Regions from separate parts of the Mus musculus genome. Here region 2 is linked to region 1. Evidence: chromatin loops called from intact Hi-C (ENCODE). Cell type or tissue: gastrocnemius. All regions are shown on one strand.

Region 1 (8,000 bases):
GCTGTGCAATGCTTGTTGGTCTCTTGTCTTCACCAGACTTCTATTCCCCGAGAGAGGCACAGCTGAGAACTTCTCCTGTGTCCCTCTGGGTCCTTCCTGCTGACTCTGCTAGGTAGGTTGTGCCACCGCTGCTGATTCTGTTTGCTGTCCCGACTCTTCCAAACTGGACTGCTGATGTTTCTGTGAAGTGTTTGTGCGTGGATCGAGTTGCTGACCTGTGAACTGAACTGCTAATTTCCAGACAGCACAGACCGGAGTTGCTCTCAAGAACCTTTCTAAACAGGTCCACTTTCCCCGTATCCTCCCCCCCCCCCCACTTCCTCTGGTGGGTGGTGGACTAAAAGGGAGGTTAAAGCATTTAAAAGCCATCATTAAAAATAAGGATTGGCAGAGCCGCACTCAGGCACTGCAGTGCAGCTCAGGTCTGCACCAGGCGCGCGAAGGTGAGCCAGAGCCAAGATGGCTGTCCTTTCTAAGGAATATGGATTTGTGCTTCTCACTGGTGCTGCCAGCTTTGATATGGTGCTCCACCTAGCCATCAACGTGGGCAAAGCCTGCAAGAAGAACAAGGTAGAGTACCCTGTCACTTACAGCACAGATCCTGAAAGTGGGCATATGTTCAGCTGCATTCAGCGCGTCCACCAGAACGTGTTGGAGGTACACCCTCCCTCCCTGTTTTTCCTAACGGTGGGAGGTGTTTACTACCCCCGTATAGCTTCTGGCCTGGGCTTGGCCTTGATTTCTTGGACGAGTTCTTTACACATATGGAGACCCTAGCAAGCGGTATCGAGGAGCCACGGGGCTCTCTTGCCCTCTTTACTCTGATGGGCACCGCCATGTGCTCTGCTTCCCAGCATCCTCTGCTTCCCAGCATCTTGGCTGGATCAGACCAGGCTTAAGCTGCGGGTCCAGATCCTGCCACTGAGGAATGGGGGGCGAGGGGGGGGGCTTCCTATTCTCATTTGCCTCCTACGACTCATCCTGATTTCCAGTTCCACTGTTTAGTTTTTGTTGTTGTTTTAAATATAATAAAAACTTACCTGACATCAGCCTCATACCTAAAAATGAAGAAATAAAAATAAAAATAAGGATTGAAAAAGTTAAGGTTACAGTTAGGATCACAAAGCATGCCCCTGTTCACTTTAGTGTGGGCCAAGCTGTGTCCCTGAGGGGAGGGTACCCCTCTTTTTCTTTCCCTTTCTTCCTTCCTTTCTGTCTCTTTTCTTCCTTCCTTCCTTTCTCTTTTAAAAATGTATTTATTTTATTTGTATGGGTGCTCTATCAGTACCTGCGTGACAGAAGAGGGCATCAGATGCCATTACAGATAGTTGTGAACCACCATGTGGTTGCTGGGAATTGAACTCGGGGCCTCTGGAAGAGCAGTGTACTGGCTGGTTTTGTGTCAACTTGATACAGCTGGAGTTATCACAGAGAAAGGAGCTTCAGTTGAGGAAATGCCTCCATGAGATCCAGCTGTAAGGCATTTTCTCAATTAGTGATCAAGGTGGGGAGGGCCCTTTGTGGGTGGTGCCATCCCTGGGCTGGTGGTCTTGGGTTCTATAAGAGAGCAGGCTGAAAGCCGGGCGTGGTGGCGCACGCCTTTAATCCCAGCACTTGGGAGGCAGAGGCAGGTGGATTTCTGAGTTCGAGGCCAGCCTGGTCTACAAAGTGAGTTCCAGGACAGCTAGGGCTATACAGAGAAACCCTGTCTCGAAAAACCAAAAAAAAAAAAAAAAAAAAAAAAAAAAAAAAGAGAGCAGGCTGAGCAAACCAGGGGAAGCAAGCCAGTAAGTAACATCCCTCCATGGCCTCTGCATCAGCTCCTGTTTCCTGACCTGCTTGAGTTCCAGTCCTGACTTCCTTTGTTGATGAACAGCAGTGTGGAAGTGTAAGCTGAATAAACCCTTTCCTCCCCAACTTGCTTCTTGGTCATGATGTTTTGTGCAGGAATAGAAACCATGGACTAAGACAAACAGCTGGTGATCCATCTCTCCAGACCTTCTTTTCTTTCTTAGGAAAAGTTTATTGACTATACCACAAGAGGCAGCCTGCTGGGCCATAACTAGGGTACTACTTGCCATGTCTTCCCTTTAAAAAAATTTTTTTTCAGAAATTTGAAATCTACCCCCCTTTCTTTCCCTTCTAACTCCCCCTATGCTTCCCACAACTGCTTATCAAGTTCATGACTAACATCTTCCATAATTACTGTTTTACACACACACACACACACACACACACACACACACACACACACCCTAGTGGGCCCATTTAGTGTTGTTCTTGTGATCATGTCGTTAGGGCTGACACTCGGGATTGGATAGCCTAACACGGGGCTCTCCACCGAATGCCGATTCTCTCTCTCTCAGCCTCGATTGCCTTTACACATGGTCATCATGCAGAGACTAGGTGACTGTGGCATGCTCAGCCCCAACTGGTAAGTCTACAATGCAATCCCTACACTCAAAGCCCAGGGAACATCAGGACTGAGGCTGTGGAAAGATTTTAAGAGTAGGATGTAGGGGTGGGGTTAGAGGAATGGTGAGAGAGGTCATGTGAGGGGAGCCTGTGATTGGGATGTAGAGTGAATAATTAGAACTGTCTGTAACAGACACACATTCAGGCAAGACACCAATGCACATAAAAGAATAAATCATTAAAAAATAATAAATACGCCGGGCGGTGGTGGTGCCCGCCTTTAATCCCAGCACTTGGGAGGCAGAGGCAGGCCGATTTCTGAGTCCGAGGCCAGCCTGGTCTACAAAGTGAATTCCAGGACAGCCAGGGCTATACAGAGAAACCCTGTCTTGAACAACAACAACAACAACAACAACAACAACAACAACAATAACATGGGGGGGGGGGGAGCCAGAGACGACCAGAATGTCTGCTGCTAGATAGTGCCTTTTAGACAGGAATAGGGAAGTCTCACCGGTCTAATCTCACCAACATAGTTGTCCAGACCTGTATAATGACATCACCGGCTGACATGCCAATACGGATGGGGAAAACTTTACAAGGTTTCACCCCCTTTAACATCCTTTAGCCTGTAGGCTAAGGCCACCCCTTCAAGCAGTGCTTTATAGTGATTGTACCAGCAGGGGGCGCCCGAGCACCACAGTTTCCGAAACAGAGTGTCAAACACCAGGTTTGACTTGTTACTGCCCCTTGGTACCTAGAAGGGCAAATATTGGGCGAAAGGAAAACAAGGCGTCTTTGGGGAGAATTTGTCCAGGGTGCAATCGTTTCTGGACTCGCGATAATGAGCGCTTTTCGTGCTTGTTCCTAGTCCCACACTGAGTTCTCCTGAGATCAGAGCCCCTCTCCTTCCCACACACTAGGGCAGGGGCGCCTCTCTTTGTGGCGCATGCCCCTACCCCACCCCCTTGCTGTGGTCTGTGGTCTTTCTAATCTTTTCTAGGCTGTTTCCCCTCCCCGCTCCCCCCTCCATCCCCCACCCCACCCCTACCCCGTGAAGAACACCACCAGTAACAGCCTTAGATAAACTGCTGCTGTGATAAAACACTTACCAAAAACAATCTAGGGAAGGCAAAGGTTTGTTTCAGTTTATAGTTTATAGGCTGTTGTTGAAAGAATCCAAGCCAAGAACTCAAGGTGAGAACCTGGAAGGCAGATTCAACCCTCTCTTCTTGGGCACAAACACACACACACACACACACACACACACACACGCTTGTACACATACAAAATACACCTAATTAAAAAAATATTTTTTTAAACGAGAGAAGATAGCACACTCCACCAGAGGCACCTTACCCTGTTCTGTTTACACTAATTAAGTCTATGTGGTGTTAAGCATTTAGAGTTCAAAGAAAGATTAAAACGCAGTGCCTGTGCTCTAGAGCAACAGCAAGGACAGATGAGGTGCTTGTGAGTTACCGTGTGGGTGCTGGGGACAGAACCAGGGTTGTCCCTGAGGACACTGTCCTGGTAATCCAGGCAGGTCACAGGGCCACCTGTTTGGTCTGCATGTGGTACACAGATTACATGCAGGTAAAAGCATACGTGCACACAGACAAGATGGTAATGGCACCAAGTGTCTGTCTCATTACATACGGCCACCGCCGCCACCTCTTGTTATGGCAATGCCTCGGGTGGAATCATTCTTTCTGCAGAAGTCTCTGCTCTCCTGATCATAGCCTTAAGCGGAGGTGGCGGATAGCTCAGTATTCGGGTGCTCCTCGAGCATGCGTGAGACCCTGGGTTCTGTCTCCAGCACACATATTACCCCTACCACCAACAAAACAGTTAAACCTGTGTTTCTCATCGCAGGACCGTTCTGGATAAGCTCCTCCCAGAGATATTTAAACCAGGGTCAGCTGCCCTTGCACAGGGCCAGCATGTGTGTTCAGCAAACACAACCCATGAGGAGGAATTAGCTCACTCGCTCGATGAGAGCGGACCACAGGCAGGGCAGAACACTGCCTCCAGTCCAGGATCAGCCATGGACATGGTGAAGGTCAATTCCATGGACTTCGGAGAATTTGTGGATGTGTTTGGGAACATTGTTGAGAAATGCCCTCTGATTGCCGCTGCTGTCTGGTCCCAGCGTCCATTCTCTGGCTTGGAAGACTTAGAAAATCACTTTTTTGCCTTTATTGATGCTCTCCCGAGATCAGGTAAGACTTCAGGACCGTGTGCGCGAAGTCATTTTCAATATTGTATATAAAAATATTTTAGATTACTTTAGCCTCCTTACTCAGTTATTTAGCCGGGATTATTAGAAGGATCAGTAGACATCCTTTCAAACGCTAGTCTCTTGAAGGTGGACACAAGAACATGGGGGCGGGATGGGCAAGGTAGCATGGATGGCCGAGGACAGCGGAGGCAGAGGGAGGACAATCTCTGAGGTCGAGACCAGCCTGATCTAGAGCGAGTTCCAGGACGGCCAGGGCTATTGGAGGTCAAGAATGGGAACAGGGCAAAGGCCTTGGTGACTCAGAAGCTGAAGGCCCACTTTGGCAATGCCCTGGATGAAAGAGAGGATAGCGAGGACCTCCCAGGGACCCCAGAGAGGAACGGGAAGCGCTGAGCGATTTTCAAAAAAAAAGGGCCGGTTTGGACCAGACAAGGATGCATTCATTTAGATCCCAAGACTCTTTGCAGAGAGAAGTAAAATGGGAGCAAAGCAATGTTTTCTGGGGAGAGTGGGCCACAGGGTGGGGAGAAGAGGGGGTAGAGGTTTATTCAGGATGGCACAGCGGCCGAAGGTCCAAAGGTACATAGTCCCTGTTCATAGGCTACTATGGGTTCTGAGAATAAACCCGACATGCCCTTGGGGAACAAAGTCAGAGGGTAGGAGTCACCTGCCCTTGAGACTGTTCTTAGTCTTCGGTCAGGAGGGTGGTCTCAGGACAGAGCAGGCACTCGCAGCTGCGTTCAGTATGGCTGTGACACTCTGTGGATTCTCAGACTCCTCTGTATGGCTGCCTATGAGAACTTACAGAGGAAGAGCACAGGTCCAGGTTATAAAATCAAGCTGAGGACTGGAGAGATGGCTCAGCAGTTAGGAGCACTGGCTGCTCTTCCAGTGGACTGGAGATCAATTTTAAGCACACATTCCCCACCCCCCAAAGATGCTCGCAAAGGCGTCTAACTCCAGGATCTGGTGTCCTGCTCTGGCCTCCGTAAACACCAAGGACACATGTGATGTGCAGACATACATGCAAACAAAACACTCAAATATGTGAAATTTAAGTGTGTGTGTGTGTGTGTGTGTGTGTGTGTGTGTGTCTATCTGTCTGTCTATCTGTATGTATGTTTGCAAATCAACTAATCAACTCAGGGTCTTTCTTGCTTATCCTGGGCACTCTACCACTAAGATGTACTCAATCTTTTTCACAATGTTTCTAGAACAGAGAGAGAGAGAAGAGGAGAGGAGAGGAGAGGAGAGGAGAGGAGAGGAGAGGAGAGGAGAGGAGAGGAGAGGAGAGGAGAGGAGAGGAGAGGAGAGGAGAGTCTCAATGTATTTGAAGGGTCATTTAAAAATCCTTAATGGGAAGTGGTGGTGAACACTGAGAAGGCAGAGGCAGGCAGATTTCTGAGTTCAAGAACAGCCTGTTTTACAGACTGAGTTCCAGGACAGCCAGGGCGCTCTCTATACAGAGAAACCGTGTCTTGAAAACAAAAACAAACAAACAAAAATCCAACATGCCTGTGCATGCCAAGTGTACCACATACACGCAGATGCCTACAGAGCCAGAGGAGGGCGGCAGATTCCCCTGAAACTGGAGTTATGGGCAGATGTGAACCATCTGATGTGTGTGCTGGGAGCTGAAGCCAGGCCCTCTGCAAGAACAGCAAGTGTTCATCACCACTGAGCCGTCTCTCCAGCTCGATCCAAAGGCTTTTGAAGAAAGTAAGCACACTAGGCTTTTCTAGATTATCTAAAACAAAATCTAGAAAGATGCGCGTGTGCATGCACATGTGGTATGTGTGATGTGTGAATGTATGCGCATGCATAGGGGTGGGGTGCTGATTTCTTCAACTGAGGTTTCCTCTTGACAGATGACTTTGGTTTGTGCCAAATCGACCAAAAGGAACCAGCGTGTGTGCGTGTGCGTGTGCGTGTGTGTGACATGGAACTCTTCCTGGGTAAGGATTTGTTTGGATTATCTAAACAAACAAACAAAGGAGCGAAGAAACTTTCTCGCCGGACAGTGGTGCCTCATATTTTAAATCACAGCACTTGAAAAATAGAGGCGGGTGGATTTCTGTGAGTCTGAGGCCAGCCTTGTCTACAGAGTGTGTTCTAGGACAGCTGGGACTACACAGAGAAACCCTGTCTTGCCAAACAAAATACTTCCTTCCTTTCACAGAACTGAAAATTGAATATTTGGAGGCAAACTGGAGCTGACCTTCCATTTAGGTTAAGCTATGATGTGTAATGGCCAGTAGATGGCAGTACAGGATTAAGATTGGGCTCAAGCCCTCCTTAAAGCTCCAGCCAGTTATTCTCTCTGCTTCAAGCAGAGGCAACAGTCCTGGTAGAGGAAGAAAGGTGGAAACTCAGTACTGATTTGTGTCCAAAGTCAAAGACTGGGTTGGGGAAACAACATACTAAGCTACATCTCCAAACCAACAGCAATAAAACTTCTCTCTCCCTCTCCTCCTTCTCTCCTTCTCCCCCCTCCCTCTCTGCCCCACTCCACCCCCGCCCCCCCTTCTCAATTTCTCTATCTTTCTTTCTGGTTCCCTGTCTCTTCACTCTGCCCGTATCTCTCCATTGTGTCTCTCTGTCTCTGCTTGTATCTCTTTTTTTTCTTTGTTTTGTTTTGTTTTGTTTTGTTTTTTGAGACAGGGTTTCTCTGTGTAGCCTTGGCTGTCCTGGAACTCACTTTGTAGACCAGGCTGGCCTCGAACTCAGGAATCTGCCTGCCTCTGCCTGGGATTAAAGGCATGCGCCACCACTCCCGGCTGCTTGTATCTCTTTCTTCACCCTCTGTCTCTCTGTCTTTGTCTCTAGCAAATAATATGCCCCTCCCCCAGGGGTGTGTGTGTGTGTGTACCTTTGCCATACCAATACCATTGTGTGGACTTTTGGGGGAAAGCTGTATAGAAGCTGCGTAGGCACAGGGAGATGGGTCAGGATGCTACTGCAGCCAGCCGTTAAAGGTGAGAGGAGAGGTTGTTTGGACTGTGGTTTAGGGGAGGGGGCTTAGAGAGAAGCTGCTGGATCCTTGCTGTAGAGTTCAAACTGAAGTCAACAAGATTTAGGAGGTGGGTTTGCCTGAGGGAGATCAAAATCAAGGAATGCTAGGTAACTTCCCAGTGTGTGTACATGCATGTGTGCACGCGTGGGCGTGTGTGCATACATGAGGTTGTAGAAGTGAAGTCTGAGAAGAGAACAATACAAGTGAACTCAAAACACCAGAATCAGGAGCTAGAAAGATGGCTCAGTGACTAAGGGCACCTACTGCTCTTGCAGGGGATCCCAGTTCAATTCCCAGAACCCACACTGTAGCTCTAAACGACCTGGAAGT
Region 2 (8,000 bases), 420 kb after region 1:
AGGCCCAATTTGTTGTTTAGAAAGCAAAATATTCTCAAGATGGTTGGTGATGATGATGGCCCAAGACCACAGATGTGCCCGGTGTCATTTAAAAGTGGTTCCACTGGGCCTGGTGCCCCAGGCCTGTAACTCCAGCTACTCAAAAGTTGAAGAAGGAGGAACTCAAGTTCAAGGCCAGTTTTCTTCTCAAAAATAAAAAATGAAAAAAGAGGACTGGAGAGGTGGCTCAGCAGTCAAGAGCACTGACTACATTTCCAGAGGTCCTAAGTTCAATTCCCAGCAACCACATGATGGCTTATGACCATCTATAATGGGATCTGATGCCCTCTTCTGGTGTGTCTGATGAAAGGACAGTATACTCACATACCTAAAATAAATCTTTAAAAAAATAATTGAGAAAAGAGCTGTGACTGTAACAGGAGAGGGCTTGCCAGACATACACAAAGTCTGGGTTGAATCCCTAGTGACATATGTGCACACACATACACACATACATGCTCATGACATATATGCATGCATGCACACACAAACACATGAACGCATGCAAGCATACACACGAAAATGCCAATACAGACTCATTCAGACATGCATGCACATGCACAGATACACACATGTGCATGTATGTGGCACAGACACACTCAAAGATGCATATGCACACATACTCACATGCACACAGGTATGCATTCACACACGAATACATACATATGGTGATGGACTTTATGTTGTGTGCATTTTGTCATAATGAAGGCCATGGTCTAAATTTAAACTGAGCGAGTGGGCTAGGTTGATTGCTAGGAAGACTAGGAAGTGATCAAAAAACAAAATCTTAAAAGTCACTTCAGCATGAGGAGACAGTTGACAAGGTGACCAGGCCATAGAGACCACATGTGTATAGACCAATGGGCTACCTCTCATCTCACTGGCCCATTCAGTCACACTTCCCCCTGCTGAGTTGGGAATCTTCATAAGATGTTTGTTCTCGATGTCTCTCACACACAAATGAGTTCTGCGGCCTCTCGGGCATCTTTCCTTCCTTGTCCTCACCTCCATAAGACAGCTGATTATTTATTTATTTGTTATGCTTTTTAGGGACCTGCCTGTCTCTATCTCCTGAGTGCTGGAATCAAAGGTATGAGCCACCACTCTGACAGCCATAGGGCAGAGCTAAAAGTGACAATGAGAACCCCACACCATTGGCTCTGAACATCTGTACCATAAGGAAAGGTCACCATGGGGCTAGAGAGATGGCTCAGCAGTTAAAAGCACTGGCTGTCCTTCCAGAGGATCCAGGTTCAAGTCCCAGCACCCGCATGACAGCTCACAACTGTCTGTAACTCCAAGATCTGACTGACACCCTCACACAGACATACAGGAAAATCACCAGGGCACATACAAATAGATAAATTTAGAAAGAAAGAAAGAAAGAAAGAAAGAAAGAAAGAAAGAAAGAAAGAAAGAAAGAAAGGAAGGAAGGAAGGAAGGAAGGAAGGAAGGAAGGAAGGAAGGAAGGAAGGAAGGAAGGAAGGTTATCAGCTTAGAGCCAGAATAGAGCAACCACTCTGTTTGTTTCTGACTGATCTCAGTTTCCCCGATGTCCAGCTTACGTTCACTCTTAGAGGAGCTACACTGGGAGAATGCCGTGCCTGGAGAGAAAAGGAAGAGGGAGAGGAAAGGAGGGAAGTTCCTCTACCTCCTCATGCAGACAAAAGGACATTCCTGAAGCAGAGAGGTTAAGGCCAATGGTGCTTGCTTTCATGACCTAGCTGGGGTCAGGACAAGACCTCCTGCTGCTAATCTGAGCCAACCTCTTTCTTGCCCCCTCCCCCACCCCCCGAAACACACACACACACACACACACACACACACACACACACACACACACACACACTGAAAACTTGACCACAACAGGCCACTTGATGTTTTCAGTTCAGTCCAATTAACTCCCCACCTGGAATAACTGAACTTTTGTGTCTCCTATTTGTTTCTTTGATACCTCATGTTTGCCCCCGTGGTAAAGTAAACTTGGCAAGGATACGGAGCCTGGGTAGAAAAGGCCACGGTTTTTCTGCACGCCGATAAGCACATGACAATGCTTGCTTCATCGACAGAAAGTTCGCCGGTCTCTGTTTTTCTCCAAAGCTGCCCCCTTGCGGTGGGCCAAAAAAGCAGAGACAAAAATAGCCAGGCTCTGACATGTGTCCATCCAATCTTAGAGGAAGCCCCTAAAAGCACCATCTCCCTCAGCCCTAGCGAGGCATCTGTGGTTAGGGACTTAACCCTCAGAGAGTGGCACGGTCGGTATGCATGCTGCACAATGTACTCTCAAGGAAGGTTTGTTGAGTGGATAGACGACCTCATATCCTCATATCTACAATATCCACACTCGATCCATTCTATCCTATTGTCAAGATTTAGAAGACCCCCCCTTTACAGTTTTGAGGACCAAACACAAGGCCTTGTGCATGCCATGCAAGCCATGCGAGCCATGTGAGCAGTCTACTGCTGAGATACACCCCAGTCAGTATTGCCATTAGTTGGAAGGCGCTCTATTCTCAGTCGCTGGCGTGACAATGCCATTAGCTTATATAGACATATAAGCAGCTCACACGGGAACATTTGCCTAGCAACGTGATGCACGATGCCTTTGGTCCCAGCTCCGGGGAGGCAGAGGCAGATGGATGTCTCTGAGTTTGAGGCCAGCATGGCAGCATGGTCTATGGAGAGGGTTCTAGGACAGCTAGGACCACACAGAGGAATATATACATGTATATTAACACAGAGAGAGGGCTAGAAGCAAACCAGAACTGCACAAGCAGGATAGCTACTGTTCTTGTCTGGCAGGTATAGTCTTTTTTTCCAACACAGCAGCATGGCCAGAGAGTCATGTCACTTCCTGGACCCCCTTGGCTTTCCTCACCATCTGAACAGAGCTGAAGTCAGAACAGAGCTTCATGGAGCCCATAAGAGGCTGGAGTGCCAGTCCTTGGTGGCTGGCTTCGCAAGAGGACTTGCTTGCATCTGTTGGATTAGTGACAGCCCCTTCCAAGGGAGAAGAGAGGAACACAGCCAGAATTGCCTGTGACCTGGAACAGCTGGGCACAGCAGCTGCTGGGCCGGCTTCCCCAGTATCCAGCTGTGTTATCCTTAGCCTGGGGGAGTCTCTGAGGAATCACTTCTGCTGATGAAGGCAACAGGTACCCAGGACCAGGGATGTGGGAGTGTGATAAACAGCCCTGCGGTCATCACTCTCAATGAGTTTCAAGGACAGGGAAGACACACTGGAGCCCAGACCTCAGCTTTTCCTTCTTGGGTGGGGAATGTGCGCTTCCGTTTCCTTCCTGGCTGCTGTCAAAGCCATTTATCAAAAGACTATGCAAATAGAATTAGCCACCCCCAGGGCCATTAGTAAGCTGTTGGGCACAGCTGGCTTTGTCCCAACAAATTTCTGTTTAAAGATTTATTTATTTTAAGTATATGAGTACACTGTAGCTGTACAGATGGTTGTGAGCCTTCATGTGGTTGTTGGGAATTGAATTTAGGACCTCTGCTTGCTCCGGTCAGCCTCGCTCGCTCAGTCTCTGCTCGCTCCGGCCCGAATATTTAGTTATTATTATAAATAAATACACTGTAGCTATCTTTAGACGCACCAGAAGAGGGCATCAAATCTCATTACAGGTGCTTGTGAGCCACGATGTGGTTGCTGGAATTTGAACTCAGGACCTCTGGAAGAGCAGTCAGTGCTCTTACCCGCTGAGCCATCTCATCAGCCCCCAACTAATTTTTAATAGCCACCGTCCTAGTCTCAGCTTCTGTGGGAGCAATGTTTTAATTGCACACACTAGTTCACGGTAAAGGTTTGCTTTCTGAGGGATGCTGGGGATTGATCACCCACGGCCCGTGTTCACGGCGTAATTTTAAAATGAGTGGGAATTATATACATGCATGCATGTATGTATTCATTTTTAATGTGTTAAATGTATTTTTGTCCGGTATAGGACTCACTTCTTTAATCCCAGCACTCAGGAGACAGAAGCAGGGGAGTCTCTGAGTTCTAGGCCAGGTTGGTGTACAGAGCGAGTTCCAGGACAGCCAGGGCTACACATCGAAGCCCAGTCTTGAACCCACCCCCACCCCACCCCGCCGCCAAAAAAAAAAAAAAAATGTATTTTTAAAATTCAGACTTGCTCCATCGCCAAGTGCTTTGAAACCCAGTAGCTTAAGTTAACCGTTTGTTTCTAGTAAAGGCTGACTTTTCCTCATTTAGGCCCCCAAATCAAGTCTTTGTGTTGAGAAGGTAGAATCTAGCACCAGCCTAAATCGAATCGTCTCATTTGCAGATAGCTTTGTTTCTAAATATGAACGTCAGCAAACATAGCACAGAAATACATCTATTCTTCCACAGGACCCTGGGATCGACTGAGAAAACGTTTAACCCAAGTGAGACTTGCTCCGTGAATCCGTTACAAGAGTTACAACTTGATTAATTTCAGGTGGACATGTCCCCTCTGGGTCTGGGGCCCAGGAACAGGTATATGGCAGTGGAGGATTCTGGGACATCCCCCATCCAAATCTGGGCATCCTGAGGACAGGATATCCCGCCTAGCTCAGTCGGGTCTGTACCTAGAAATCAACTGTCCAGTACCGCTAGAGTCTAACCACTAACCAAAGGGTGAGAAGTCCCATGCAGATCCCTCGAAATGACGCAGTAAAGGATGTTAAAGTGATAATGGCCCACAGGATTGGGGGCGGTAGGGGGGGAGGGGCGAAACAAACCGTGACCTCCAACAGCAGAAGTCAGGACATGATCACCCCCCAGAGACCACTGACTTATCCTTAAAACCAACCGGAAGCAGTTGGAAGCAGCCCCTTCCCTGCCCAGCTCTCTGCTAAACCCGAGGTTCACCTCGAGAAATGACACTTCATCCCTTGGGATCTGGCGCCATCTGCTGACAGCCGCTGATACTACGTAAATGAACCTTTAAAAGTTAGCCTCCAAAACACAATGCATTACCTATGATGTTGTTCATTCCACACACAGGGGAGGAGGGCCCTGGCTCCCAACAAGGCAGAGAGCAATGCAGGCTATAAATGGTAGGACTCTCAGTAGTTGAAGGGCTGTGCTGTTCGAAGCGAAGCCACCATGATATGATGGGGTTTTTGTTTGTTTTGTTTTTATGGACAGCTCTCCTGGGGTGCGGGGAGTGGGGGGAGGTGGAGGTTACTGCCTAACCCTGAGGAGCCAGCAGGTGCAAGGAAGGGCTTCTGGGAGTATCCTTGAGGAAGGGGTGACCTCACAGTGTTATGGGGACAGAGTAAGGGCATGGGAGCTAAATTGAACAGGTAATTTGTGTAGGCAAAACCCTGAAATGTGCCGGGCAGTGGTGGTGCACGTCTTTAAGCCCAGCACTTGGAAGGCAGAGGCAGGCGGATTTCTGAGTTCGAGGCCAGCCTGGTCTACAGAGTGAGTTCCAGGACAGCCAGGGCTACACAGAGAAACCCTGTCTCAAAAAACCAACAACAACAAACAAAAAACAAAAACCCTGAAATGTGTGTTTGGGACATTCCATAAAATACGGCGGAGGAGAAAGTGTGTTCTGGTTATGTTGCTGAGAGGGAATTTCAAGCCAGATCTTTAAGAAAAGACTGCTCTGCAGAAGATGAAACTCTAATGGAAAAAATAAAGTAATATTTCCAGAGTTGTGGTTTAATTACAGAGGAATGAAGTCACAGGTTACTTTTAAAATTATGAGCTAATTTTTTTAAAAATGTCTGTCTCTTAGGCTAGAAGTGGCAGAGACGGAGCCTTTGGAACGGCATTTCTCAACCTGTAGGTCTCCACCCCTTTGCATGCAAACCGACCTTTTGACAGGGGCCGCATATCAGACACCCTGCATATCAGACATTTACATTATGATTCATGACAGTAGCAAAACTACAGTTATGAAGTAGCAATGAAGTAATTTTACAGTTGGGGGTCACCACAACATGAAGGAAGTGTATTAAAGGGTCGCAGCCTTAGGAAGGTTGATATCCGCTGCTTCGAAGTTACAGGAAGTTGTGAGCTACTCCATGTGGCTTCTGGGAAACAAACTACAGGGGCAGTGAGTACCCTTGACCCCAGCACAAGAACTACATTTATTCATTTGTTTGGCTGTGTAGCTCTGGCTGCCCTGGAATTCGCTATAGAGACCAGGCTGGCCTCGAACCCCTGGCCTCGAACTCACAGAATCCCATCCGCCACTGCAGTACAGGGCAACTAAAAATGCGAAGAGCCCTGAAGTAGCATGTGCTATATAATGTAAGCTAGGCCAGTTGGGTGAAGCCACCAGGTGGTGCTATTGTCTCAAAAAATGGCCACCATCCTCGTTACCCAAGAGGATGTGCAAACTTCTAAAACGTCTTCATCTAGAAGTATTTGCCAAGAATCCTGTGTGGTGGTGCACACCTTTAATCTCAGCACTTGGGAGGTGGAGGCAGGAGGATATCTAATTCTAAGGCGACAAATACATGAATCACTATTTCTGCATCTCTCATCTGAGCCTCCCATGTGAGCTCACACTTAGGCCCCGGGTGACTCTTGCATTCGAGTTACTGGCTTATATACAACTGGACATTCTCTATCTGGGTGCAAAGGATGTAGTTCGAGCCCTGAAAACTGTCTGCAACTGCAGTATTTCCTTCTGTGGCAAGAAGCAGAAAACAACAACAACCTAGAATTGGGCTGGTGAGATAGCTCAGTGGGCACAGGTCTTGCAGCGAAGTCTGATGAGTTCATCAGTCATGAACCAAATGATGAGACATCCTTTGACCTCCATACATGTCACACACACACACACACACACACACACACACACACACACACACACACAGAGAGAGAGAGAGAGAGAGAGAGAGAGAGAGAGATTAAAATTTATATTTATGTGTGCTTTGCCCACAGCACCTCGGGTCTGAGCCACACTAGGACTCCTTCCCTCATCTCCAGTTGATCTGCCGTGATCTTAGCTTCTGGCTCACTGATCGCTTAATACCCCACCCACCCGTGACAATTAGATAAGCTTCCCTTTCTGGCTGTGTAAACACTTCCCCGAGTCCGAGGTAGTGACCGTTGAGTGTCCAGCACCCCTCTAGGACTCTTGGAGGCAGAAGTACCCCAGCCATGGTCTTTAAGGCTATGGCTGGCCCTCATTTCCTGACCCCATTCTCCTACCGTTGGAGCTGCAATTCTGCAGTTCCCTTGGCCTTCCTGGGCCACTGCGCCCCTACCTGACCTTTTCTCACTCTCCCTTCGGAGCTGCCTGTCCTTCAGCTCCTCTAGGTCATTGCGACCTTTCAGTGCAGTTTCCTGAGGCCCTACTGGGTACCTTGACCCTTCCTATCCTGAGTTTATTCCACCCTCAGAAGTGCAACCCTGCAGTTTCTTAACTCCTGCTGGGCTACTGCAACTCTTCTACCTCTCTCGCTTTGGAGCTGCCCGTAAAGCCCACAACTCCTCTAGGCCCTCATGGGTTTTGCGAGTCCATTCCCAAAAGTTGCCTATGGATGAGGGCTTCTATGAGAACCCAGTTCTTGTCCTTTCCTTTTGGCTTCAGGGAAAGTCCTGATTCCAGGCTAAGCTGACTCCCATTGAGTTGTGGTGACGACCCACTGAACAGCTTGGTCCTCATTTTGTCCTCCCTGAGTTGGGAGAAGCCCACAGCTACAGTGACATTCTACTCCCCTTTCTTATCCATGGGAACGGTATCTTTCCTACCCTCATTCCTTTGGGATGCTTCTTAGAAAACCTCCCAACCGTACACCTGAAACCTGGCTTGAAGGGCCCTCGGGTCCAATCAAATTGGGCCTCAATATCCCTAAGACAATTTTTAAAAAAGATTTATTTATTATTATATATAAGTCCACTGTAGCTGACTTCATACACACCAGTAGAGGGCATCAGATCCCATTACGGATGGTTGTGAGCCACCATGTGGTTGCTGGGATTTGAACTCAGGGCCTCCAGA

Evidence for each region. A loop is a pair of places that touch in the nucleus more often than their neighbours do. Peaks named below come from ENCODE experiments on the same cell type or tissue, not always from the same donor. Only the 100,000 strongest peaks of a DNase experiment are listed, where the experiment ranks them.
Region 2: it touches region 1 in a loop (10-fold over the local background); 38 of 42 quality-filtered maps call a loop at or near these places.

The regions. Positions count from the first base shown.
Region 1 is chr5:147,318,794-147,326,793 of GRCm38, reverse strand. It overlaps Urad (ureidoimidazoline (2-oxo-4-hydroxy-4-carboxy-5) decarboxylase), which reads left to right and starts at 4,354. Exons shown (of 2, transcript NM_001039678.2): 1 at 4,354-4,637. The coding sequence starts at 4,463. It also overlaps the pseudogene Gm29778. In gastrocnemius, CTCF peaks have their summits at 3,091 (motif pointing right) and 6,899 (motif pointing right); a DNase peak (open chromatin) is centred at 3,099.
Region 2 is chr5:146,902,926-146,910,925 of GRCm38, reverse strand. No RefSeq gene overlaps it. Among named protein-coding and RNA genes, the nearest start is that of Gm10858, 9.8 kb to the right of the region's middle. In gastrocnemius, CTCF peaks have their summits at 2,128 (motif pointing left), 4,936 (motif pointing left) and 6,329 (motif pointing right); DNase peaks (open chromatin) are centred at 4,933, 5,238 and 6,323.